Linked DNA regions of Mus musculus: region 1 is linked to region 2. Evidence: chromatin loops called from intact Hi-C (ENCODE). Cell type or tissue: left cerebral cortex. All regions are shown on one strand. Links, peaks and the distances in the headings refer to the core of each region. The heading gives the core; the rest is flanking DNA.

Region 1 (5,377 bases), core at 229-5,228, 130 kb after region 2:
ACCCAGGAGGCTGCGGAAGTTGCCATCTTGCAGTTCCAGGCCGGGTTTCTTCCAACGTTTTGCAACTTTGGATCGTCTTGTGCATGGGTTGCAGCTTGTACATCTTTGGCCTACATTCCCCAGGCCGGGGAAACTCACCTAATTGAGACTTCTCACCTGGGCCAGGCTGTCCGATCCCCAAGGCAACCACATCAACTTCCGGTTTGAGGAAGTCTCCTGATTGGCCGGCGGCTTTATTTCCGGCCTGTGATCCATGCAGGCGCTCTGCTACCGTGAGGGACACCGCGCCTGCGCGGCGGGGAGGCTCCGCTCCCAGGTCACGCTCGCGCGGGCAGGTCCTGGCGTTGTTGGCTCCCGGGCCGGGCGGGGCCGGGCACCTCCCTGCACACCGGAGGCCTGGTGCACGGAGCACGGCAGGTGGAGCCGCCACACTGGAGTTGGAGCTGGAGTTCGGAGGGGCGGGAGGGCAGCGGCTCCTCCCAGCCGGCCCGGGCGCAGAGAATGAGTCAGAAGCGGTGGCCTCCGTGCGGAAAGGCCGTGCCCAAAGCGTGCTGCGCTGGTTCACCACCGTGGTGCTTTGTGCCGCCTTCCTGGGGCTGGTGAGAGCTGGGCCCAAACCCTCCAGGCCACGGCTGGAGCAAGCGTCCTGCAGGGAACGTGGTCTCAGTGCCCTGCATCGTGCGTGACCCCTGGTGTATATCGGTTAATCCTCCTGAGTCTCAGTTCTGTCATCTGGAAAAACGGGCAAAATTAATACGTTTCCAGCACGAGCAAGCTAAGTTTCCTCCGGAAAACGGGGAGATACAAGATGGGGAGCCTGCTCCCCTTCACCCACTCACTGAAGCTCTAAATTGATCCCAGAAAAGCAGCTTTGAGGGGGCCTGACCAAATCCAACCAACTGCTTTATTTCGCAGATGGAAAAAAGGGCCCAGAGAAGAAAGTGGCTTTTCTGGTTAAATGATAGTATCAAGGACATGTTGCTTACCCTGTACACGGCCCTATTTAAATCAAGCCTTTAGATACTTAAATGATTTTCTTCACTCAAGTGCAAGAACTAAAAACGCCATAAAGACAGTGTTCCCCAGTGTAGCACCTGCTGCTGACCCGAAATGTCCTTTTGTGGACCAGATGGCTGTAACTCATTGTGTAGATCAGGATGGTCTCAAATTTCAGAGATCCTCCTGCCCCTGCCTCCTGAGTGCTGGGATGAAAGCTATAAACCACTGACCTAAAGTGATAACTTTTGACTCGAGTGCTATGAGAGCTAAACCTTTGACGGAGTCCCTTCTGGTCCCTCAATTGGAGCTTCAGTTTCTTAAAATTATTTTGATGGGAAAGTAGGGAAGAAAGAAAGCGTTGCAGGTACTGGAGCCCCTCGTGTGTAACAGGTATTGCAAGTGATTGCAGGAAGATCTGAATGAACATGCTGTGGCCCTGTGTGCTCCTGGTCTTTGTTCTTGGTTGCTGGTGCTTGGGGCAGGGAAACCACACGTGGGTTGGAGCAGAACAGTGCAGCACAATCAGGTTTTGTTGTTTGTTTATTACGTACAGGGCGCTGGCTGGCCCAGGACTTCATGCTAGGCTTTCACCCAGCTGTGTCCCCAGCCCACAATCCACAGTTCTCAAAACTCAGAAACGTTTCCTTAAAGGTTTTTAGGAACTTCATCTAAAACGCAAGTCTTTAGTTCTTGGCAGTATCTTGTGTAACATCTTATTGTTAAAATCATTCTGTCCGTGTTATATTTTGCTAAGAAAGCCTTACAGCCCTTACATCTCCTGATAGCTTTGGAGTGTGAGGAAAACTGTAGATTAGATTATTTATCGTCAGCATTAGACAGTTCAAAGGGACAACTTCTTGTGTGCCAGAAATATTGGCATCTTAGTGTAAAAATCAAAATTTGGTGCTTGGTAATTAAAAATTTTTAGCAATTAAATTTCGTATTTATGCATGTAGCATATTTGAAAATATAAGTATATATTTTGAGAATAGTTTGTTACATTCTAAATCCTTGTGCAGATGGTGTGCGTCGAGGCCAGAGGTGTCTTGCTCAATTGCCCTCCACCTTATTGACAGGGCCTCCCACTGAACCTGGAGCTCACCCATTCAGCCAGACTAGCTGGCCGGTGAGCCCTGGGGATCTCTTTCCTTTTTCTTCGGTGTGGGGTTCTAGGCATGCTGCTGTTTCTGTGTGTCCTGGCTAGTTTATGTCAAGCCAACACAGGCTAGAGTCATCTGAAAAGAGAGAACCTTAATTGAGAAATGCCTCCACAAGATCTAGCTATAGGGCATTTTCTTAATTAGTGACTGATGGGAAGGGCCCAGCCCATTCATTGTGGGTAATGCCATCCCTTGGGCTGATGGTCCTGGGTTCTATAAGGAAGCAGGCTGAGCAAGCCAGTAAGCAGCACCCCTCCATGGCCTCTGCATCAGCTCCTGTCTTCAGGTTCCTGTCTAGTTTGAGTTGCTGTCCTGACTTTCTTCAGCGATGGACTATGGTGTGGAGGTGTAAGCCCTTTCCTCCCCAACTTGCTATTTGGTTATGGTGTTTCATCGTAGCAATTAAAACTCAAACTAAGACAAGTTGGTACCAGGATAGTGGGGTATTGCTGTGACAGGCCTGAGCGTGTTGTTTGGGATTGTGGAAGGACCATGCTGTTCTTGTAGGAATGGGGAAGATAGGAAATGTTGAGAGCTGGGGCTGGAGAGGTGACTCGGGTTTAGAGCACTGGCTGTTCTTCCAGAGGTCCTAAGTTCAATTCCCAGAGCCCACAGCTATAGCTGTCTATAATGGGATCTGATGCCCTCTTGTGGTATGCAAGAGTGCGTGCAGACCAAGTACTCATATACATGCCGACATCTAAAAAGAAAAACAATGCTGAGAGCAGTACAGTCGATGGAGGCCTGGCTTGGGAAGTTTCAGAGGGAAGCAAAGACTCCCAGGCCATTGGAGTTGAGAATCTGTGCCTTTGCTTTGCTGGGGTAATAGATGCTGCTCAGCTGGGCCTGAAGAGTCCATTCCAGATTGTCTGGGAAGTGTTTTCCCAGAGTCAGCACACAGGAGCTTCGTCCCAGGAGTGGCCAAGGTTGCGCCTCCTCTTGGCAGCCCACTGTAGTATAAGTCACCAGGTAGTGCTGTCTTTGGAGGCATTAAGGAGTCGTGGAGAAAAGCTGAGGCCTGGCACTGTGTGGTAGGGCTGGAGTCTATGAAGAGAGCCCAGGAGAAGCTATTAGTGAAAGCGTTGCAGCAGAAGACCCCCACATTTTGGAGATGCCAGTACCTTGGGATGGCCACCAAGATCAGTGGGTGTAAGTGGAGTGGAGGGGTTGGAGCCTAAAAGACAGTTTGTGTACTACAGAAGGCAGTGCTGGAAAAGTGACCCAAGCCCAGAAGATCATGACAGTCGGACATTGAATTATTCACACTTTTAGAGTTTGGTTTTGCTTTTCTTAAGATTGTAACTGCTCTGGGTTGTCCCCCCTTGAAGTAAAAAAGTATTTAATTTTTATTTTACAGGAGTCCACAGCTGAGAGACTGGATTTTAAAGTGTTTGAATTTGTAAAGATTGGAACCTTTAAAGTTTGCAAAATGTTTTATATCGTGTTGTTGATGTTAAGGTGGGATCCTGGGGATGAACAAGACAGGAAAGGTGGTGGCTTAACAGTGACGTGTTTGTGTATCAGGTTGACAGGGGTCACTTGCCCTGGACTAGTTTTATGTCAACTTGAGAGATGCTAAAGTCATCTGAGAGGAAGGAACCTCAGCTGAGAAAATCTCTCCACAAGATCTGGCTGTTAGGCATTTCTTAGTGATTGATGGGGGATGGCCCAGCCCATTGTGGGTGACGCTATCCCTGGCTGGTGGTCCTGGGTTCTATAAGAAGGCAGACTGAACAAGCTGTGAGGAGCAAGCCAGGAAGCAGCACCCTCCCATGGTCCCAGCATCAGCTCCTGCCTCCTGTCCTAGCCTGCCTTCCTTCAAGCATGGACTTTAATGCGGAGGTATAGTCAGATAAACAAACCCTTTCTTCCCTAACTTGCTGGTTTTCCTGGTGTTTGACTGTAGCAAGACAAACCCTAACTAAGACACTGTCCTTTCTATGTGACTGGTGGGGATCCAGACTCAGGCCCTAATATCCACGCAGCGAGCACTTCACTGACTGAGCCATCTCCCTAGCCTCTGGTTTGTTGCATATTCATTATTAATATGGAATGGTCCTTTAAGGTATTGTTTAATGCTAGACAGTTAAAAGAGAAAGTTAAATAGTTGTGTGTGCTGGGATTCACTGGTAGTAGCAGCATGTGGGAGGCTGAGACCAGCAGATAGAGGACATCTTGAGCTACAGAGCAAGTTTGAGTCTCCAAACAAGACAAAAACTTTAAAGAAAGGATCAAAGGTTATGACTAGAAGGCCACTGGGGAGTCTGTGGCTTTACTGCTGATAATGTGCATGTTTTCTTAGTTCCACTGTGGTAGACTGTCATCTCCCTCCTGTGGTTTTGTTACAGTGGGAAAGCTACTTTTTGGTCAGTGTTCCAGCGATAGTAAGAGGCTCTCTTGCTTTTAACTATAGGGACTAAGTGTTGCTATCCTGGGGCCCACCTTTCCAGACTTGGCGAAGAACGTGAACAGAAACATCAGCAGCCTGTCTCTGATTTTCGTGGGCCGGGCCTCAGGATATTTATGTGGCTCTATGATTGGAGGAGTCCTGTTTGGCTGTATAAATCATTTTTTACTTTTGGGTAAGTAAACACCGCTCTTCTTTGTTTCTGTCAACAAATTTACAACTCAGCTCTAAATGGGGAAGATGGTGGATACCTGAGCCAGGTAGCGTGCTGGCATCCACTGTGGGAGCTGGGAAGTCTGGACTGATTCCCTGGGAACTCGATGGGCCCTGGGTGTGAGTGTTGGCCACCTGAGCAATGCTGACTTTACTGTGATATAGGCTCCACTCCAGGCACAGGCACTGGCTGACCCTGAAGCTCTGCTTATCTGGGGTAGGGGCGGGGCTTCTGGGGCCACGGGGGAGGAGGAGGGGCTGGGGGCGGTGTCAGAATGAGTTCCTGGAACCTTGCTGGGTTCTGTGGACTTGGGCTTGGAGATGAAGGGACAGGGGATGCTGGGGAAGTGATAAAAGGCTGCACCTCTGTCCTGCCCTTGTCAGAGCTGAGCATGGACTGAGCACCTTGGATCCTGACCCTGGAAAAGAGGGCAGAGCTGCTGGCATGCCATTTTCAATAAATTGGGAAGAATAAAGGCAAATCAATTGATGTATTAAAACTCACATTGAAGCAAGAATATTTTGTTGGTGATGATTAAGTAAATACTGTGTTACCAAAGCAGTGCAGTGCTTTAGCTGAGTTCTTCCTGTTTCTTCT
Region 2 (5,377 bases), core at 118-5,117:
TTTTGTTAACAGGTTAAGGAAGCTAGAGTTATTTAATTTTGTGGAGAAAACACCATGCCATCAAGCGGTGGGCTTACCACTGAGGCAGTCATGGAGGTGCCATAGACCCCACAGCAGCTCAGGTGAGGGAAAGCTGGATTTTAAGATTTCAAAGTAAGCCATCACCAGGGATGATGGTTTGAGTGCTGGTATTCAGCCTGTGGAAAATAAAGTCTCGACAGACTTGAATACTGAGTCTTAGACCAAAGCCATGGCTGGAGGAGCTGACAGAATTGTCTGGGAGATCCATAGACAGCTGAGCATGCACAGACCAGAGGTATCAGGGAGTCCCAGCTCAGGGTGGACTGTTGGGAGAGGGACAGTGGAGTGTGAGGGTGAGCTATCTTTAGAATGATTTTTAAAAAAGACAGAAGACTCTGAATTAGAGATTTTTAAAAACCTGAATTTTAAGAGTCTATGTTTATATTTATCTATAAGAGACTGATAACTTTCAATCCTAAATCTGATACTGTGAGTTATAATTCTCAAGTTAGGCTTTATGAGTAAGTTAGAATCAGTTTGTTTTCACTTAAAAATTATTTTATCCTGCTTAGGGCCAGTGTAGAGGAATTTTAATCCAGCAACATGGCTGCTCTGGCCAGAGATCACATTAGCTTAGGAAAGGAAAAGAACAGGTCTGTGTGAATTGCCTGGAGGACACACTTTTAATCCCTCTGACCGGAATACAAACCTGTCTTTAGTGCACACCTTTAATCCCAATCAATGACATCTACTTGAGGGACAGACAAAGTGATGAATCAGAGAAAGAGTTGACAGAATGAGCCAGAGATAGGATGCACCCAACTGACAGGAAAGGAGCATCGAAGAGACTGGGGCTGGGCCAGAGGGAGTGAATCAGCTTAGTCCGTTCAACTCCTGCAGTGCAGTTGAGTTCAGCAGAGTTCATTCATGAGTTCCGTTCCATTTGTGCAGTGCATGCAGGCCAGCAGAGCCAGAAAATAAGGAGCCAGAAGATTAGAACAAATTGCCAAATTGTTAGAGGCCAAGCAGAGCGAATCAGTGGGAAGCTGAGAGAAGCCAGATTGAATCAGTCAGCTTGGAGAGGAGTTTGAGCCAGAAGAGCTGAGTTGAACCAGCCAGCCAGAGTTCAGAAAGAACTGGAAAGGGTGAGTTTATGCAGCAGCAAATCTAAAGCATTCTAGATTAGATTGTATCTAGGCTAAAAGTTTCCAGGCCTAGGGCTAGGGATACATAGAACAGAGAACGGAAATCCGTGGGCTCAGCCCAAGCTGTGTATTCGCACAGCTGTGTATGGCTCTCTTTTCATCCCATCCCATCATGAGGAAATAAATGTTTCTTTTACAGGCCAGTAACATTTTGTCTTTTTGTCGTATTTTTTATTTTCCTGATTTTCTCAGTGACCTGAGTGGTCAGCATGTTCTGGTATGTCAATATCTACTAGATTAAATGACATCACAGATTACAAACTTTTAGCCTTTTTAAAATGCCATTAAACATAATGACTTGTTCTGTAATTAAAATTAAAATTTATCAGATAATAAGCAACCTTTAACAGAAGTCAGGTTTTCTCCAAGTGGATAATTTACAGGAACATGGTTGATTTTGTTTGTTTGTTTTAAACAAAACAAAACATTCTTCCAGCTTTCTTCTTGACCATCTTATGAAAGAATGTTTTTCTCGGTATAAGTGATCAGTAATACAGAGATCAAGGAGGTTTTCAGGTGGAAAGAGCATTTTTCAGATAGATGATAAAGTTACATTGTTGTGTAACTTGAGTATAGCAAACGGAACAAATCCCGACAGCTGTACAGCCTTTCTCAGGCATTGCCAGGCTCTAATCATTTGTGGAAATTTGAACTGCCGTGCTTTTGAAACCACAAATTTGAACCCACACATGTGTCTTGAGCTATTTGGCCGTTGACTAGGCCCGTGATTGCTGACTGATCTTGGGGAACTGTATGTTCTCTCTGTGCTTGGATTCTCTCTGGACACCCGGGCTAAGGTGAGAAAGGAGCGTGGGGAGGATTGATGTGGCTCCAGGAGCCTATTCCGGAGCTTCAGCAGGTATCACTAGCCTGAAAGTTGAATAAAAGACCTGGAAAGCTCAGGTGTGGACGGAGGGTAGGGGTGGGGCGTGTAAAGACGACCTCCCAGCTAGCACTGGCGTGTTCCCTCAAGAGTTAGCAGCACACTTTATAGAAGCAGTAGCTAGGCTGCAGTAGCAGCTCTAACACGCGCTGAGCTCCGTTTCCTAGGCAACCACCATGACTTCCGGTTTGACTCCAGGTTGGCTAGTGGCCTGACTCTGTCACGGGAACCGCCACGATTCTGCAAGATGGAGAGTGAACATAACTCGGTGGCCAGCTGGGGCCAGGGTCGAAGTCCAGCCGCCGGAGGTCTTGAGTCAGGACGGTCCCTGGGGACAGTGCTATCAGGAGGGACCTCGGAGACTGGAGGAGCCTGAGTGCCGAGCCCCAGAGGGTGCACCGGCCCCCAGTAGCTCTCCGCAGCCGCCAAGCTGGAGCTGGACGTGAAGACCGGGAGCGTCGGGCCGGTGGCTGCGGCACAGAGGCTCCACCAGGCGGAGACCCGGGCGGAGAGCGAGCAGGCCACGGTGGCTTCCCGGCGGAGTGGCCGGACCAGGAGCGTGCTGCGCTGGTTCTCCACCGCGGTCATGTATGCCGCCTTCCTGGGGCTGGTGAGAGCCGAGGCTGCACCCCTCCCAGGCTGGGGCGCGAGCCTCCTGCAGGGGACCTGCCCTTCCCAGCTGGACTCTCACATTCGCTGCCTGCATGTTGTGTGACCTTGATCGCTGGGGCTTCAGTTTCATCCGCTTAACACATAGGCACTATTCTAATCACCGAGGGTCACTGTCAAGAGCGCGGGTGATTTTTGCCTAACATGATTTCCCCCTACAATCTATCTTTGTAGGGCTCCTCTTAGTACTAGGGAGACAAAAAAAGAGAATGCCAGGATCTGTAGCCACTGTCCCCTACACCTTAATTATTATACAGAGAAATACTTGGCTGGGGTGGGGGCTCTCTTTCTAGTGGCTTGATTAAATTACACCAACTGCTTGATTTTTACAGATTTTACAGATATAATGGCAAGAGCAAAATGACTTTTTCTTGTTCATACAAATGTTTAAGCGGTTGAGTCAAGCGCAGCCCTTACTCTGGTACAGCCCTCTTCAAACTAACTTCCATTGTATAAGTGATTTTCATGGAGCAAAGTACAAGGCTGTATGCGCTTTTTACAGATCCTGGAGCTACCCCCAATTCAGTGTTTGTGGCAAAGCTCCCCATTCCCTATCACTTCATGGTTGTAGGCCAACAGGGTCGAGAGGGTGAGTCCCCAGAGGAGAATAGCTTACTCTCTTCTAGACTCTGAGCCACACTCATTTCTTAGATTGTACTAATGGGACGGGATAAAGAAATCCCTGCAGATGCTTACTGAGCGCTCGCTCCCTGGGCTGGGTTTTGAGTCTTTGGAAGACGTGAAGTGTTTTCACTCTTCGTGTGTGAGCTACTTATTGCGAACCTGCGCTCACTCTGGTTCGTACCAATGCTGTCTAGGTAAGGTGCACAATTAACTTTGGAGCACAATGGTACAATTAGAATCGGTAGTTCTTGAAATGTAAGTCAATTAGAAGCTTTAGTTAAGGGATTTCTTCTAAGTTCCAATTTATTAGCCTGTAGGTCTTGTTACTCCTATTAAAAAGAAAAAGCTGGAAAAGTTCATTTTTGCTTCTTCTTTATACAAAGTGATGTTGCAGGAACATCTGAGTCAGGACTTAAAGACAGAACAAGAAAGTCAAGTTCAGAAGGAGCAGATTTTGATAGTAGGTCAGTTATCACTGTTGCCCATTTCTGGGCAGTGGCAGCCTAGTGGGCTGAGTGCCTGTCTGCTCAGTCCCTTTCTCCTGAACTTTGTCTTAGTTTGTAGTTTGTTGACGTTAAGGTCAGTTACAGTGTCCTACCCAAGAGTCTCTTTCTATTTGGTCCATTTGTGGAATTGAAAATGTCAATGGCAGGTTATTTTTCATAGTTCTTTAAGCTTTCCTCATGTTTTGTTACATAAGTTTCTATGGGTACAGAAAAACATTCATGACTCTTGAGGTAATACAGTATACCCGGAGTCAGTTACGATAGCCCCTAAGAGGATAGTGCCAAGACACTGAAATGGACCAAGATCAAACAATACACTTCATGCAATAGGTGCTCAATAAACTTAGACTCCCATTGGTCTTGGCTGGTATGACGGTGGTTAAGGTCCACAATGGCTGTAAGAGTGATTGCTGATGTAAAGAAGTGTCCAAGTTTGGCATGGTGACACACACCTGCAATCCCAGCACATAGGAAGTGAGGTAGAAGAATTAGGGTTTAGGACCATCCTCAGCTATATAGAGAGTTTGAGGCCACCCTGAGCTACATGGGGCTCTATCTCAAAAACAAAACAAAAAAAAGGTATCTTTTGTTTTCCTGAAGAAAATCATTAGTTCAGTAAGTTCTACATCCATCAACACTGTATGTAGTCTGAAGTCCTATGTATTAGAATTAAGAACATCAAAACTGTTCTGAAGCACGGCTGAGGATAACTGCAGGAAGTCTGTAAGACTGCACTGAGGCACAACATTAAACTAGAAACTTTGGAAGCTTTTCATGGCAAACTGAAAATCAGCACTTAAGTTTTACCAAATTTCAGCCCTACTGTGACATCTTTTAAAGTCAGACTAAACTTTCAAATGCTGTGAATTACGCAGACATTCTCTCACCCCCGAACTCCTTCCCCCACACCAAGTTTGTCCAACAGTTTGAAATGGCTGCAGAAGTCAAACCTTTAAAAGGTCAAAATTTACTCTACACTTTTCTTATGGGTTAGTATTTTCCATGGCAAGAAACCAAAACTACCAGATAAGAGGTATTTTAAAACCAATGACTAGTTGCTGGAGAGGTGGTGCAGCGTACTGCTCTTGCAGGGAGCACCATTTGTTCCTTAGTACCTAGGCTGGGCTGTCTATAACCCCCAGTGACTCCAGCTATGGAGGGACCTGATGCCTTTGTCCTTCTGGGGACCTGAGTATCTCCTGTGCACAGCACATCTGTACACATAATTAAGGAATAGTTAAATAATTAAATCTGTAAAAAAATATTTAACAGGCATTTGATTGCTTTTTTTGAAATTAGCAGAAAATAACAGACAAAAATCTCCCAGGATTTTGTAAGATATTGTTCCTTAGATTTAAGTTTATCTTCTAGAGGAAGAAAAACTCCATATCAATTGACTTCTTTTGTGCTTTCATGGTTCCTTGATAATCAAAGAAAAATTTAAATAAATTATGGTTCATGTTTCCTGC

What was found. A loop is a pair of places that touch in the nucleus more often than their neighbours do. Peaks named below come from ENCODE experiments on the same cell type or tissue, not always from the same donor. Only the 100,000 strongest peaks of a DNase experiment are listed, where the experiment ranks them.
Region 1: a loop joins it to region 2, with 2.2 times the contacts of the local background. A loop is called at or near these places in 1 of 42 quality-filtered maps.

Annotation. Positions count from the first base shown.
Region 1 is chr10:39,894,136-39,899,512 of GRCm38, reverse strand. It overlaps Mfsd4b4 (major facilitator superfamily domain containing 4B4), which reads left to right and starts at 307. Exons shown (of 5, transcript NM_001384225.1): 1 at 307-599; 2 at 3,517-4,001; 3 at 4,573-4,741. The coding sequence starts at 3,984. In left cerebral cortex, for the core only: a CTCF peak has its summit at 2,813 (motif pointing left); a DNase peak (open chromatin) is centred at 241; H3K4me3 peaks cover 1,000 bases; H3K27ac peaks cover 780 bases.
Region 2 is chr10:40,022,235-40,027,611 of GRCm38, reverse strand. It overlaps Mfsd4b1 (major facilitator superfamily domain containing 4B1), which reads left to right and starts at 2,344. Exons shown (of 4, transcript NM_144821.4): 1 at 2,344-2,719. The coding sequence starts at 2,696. In left cerebral cortex, for the core only: a CTCF peak has its summit at 2,586; a DNase peak (open chromatin) is centred at 2,300; H3K4me3 peaks cover 1,308 bases; H3K27ac peaks cover 1,584 bases.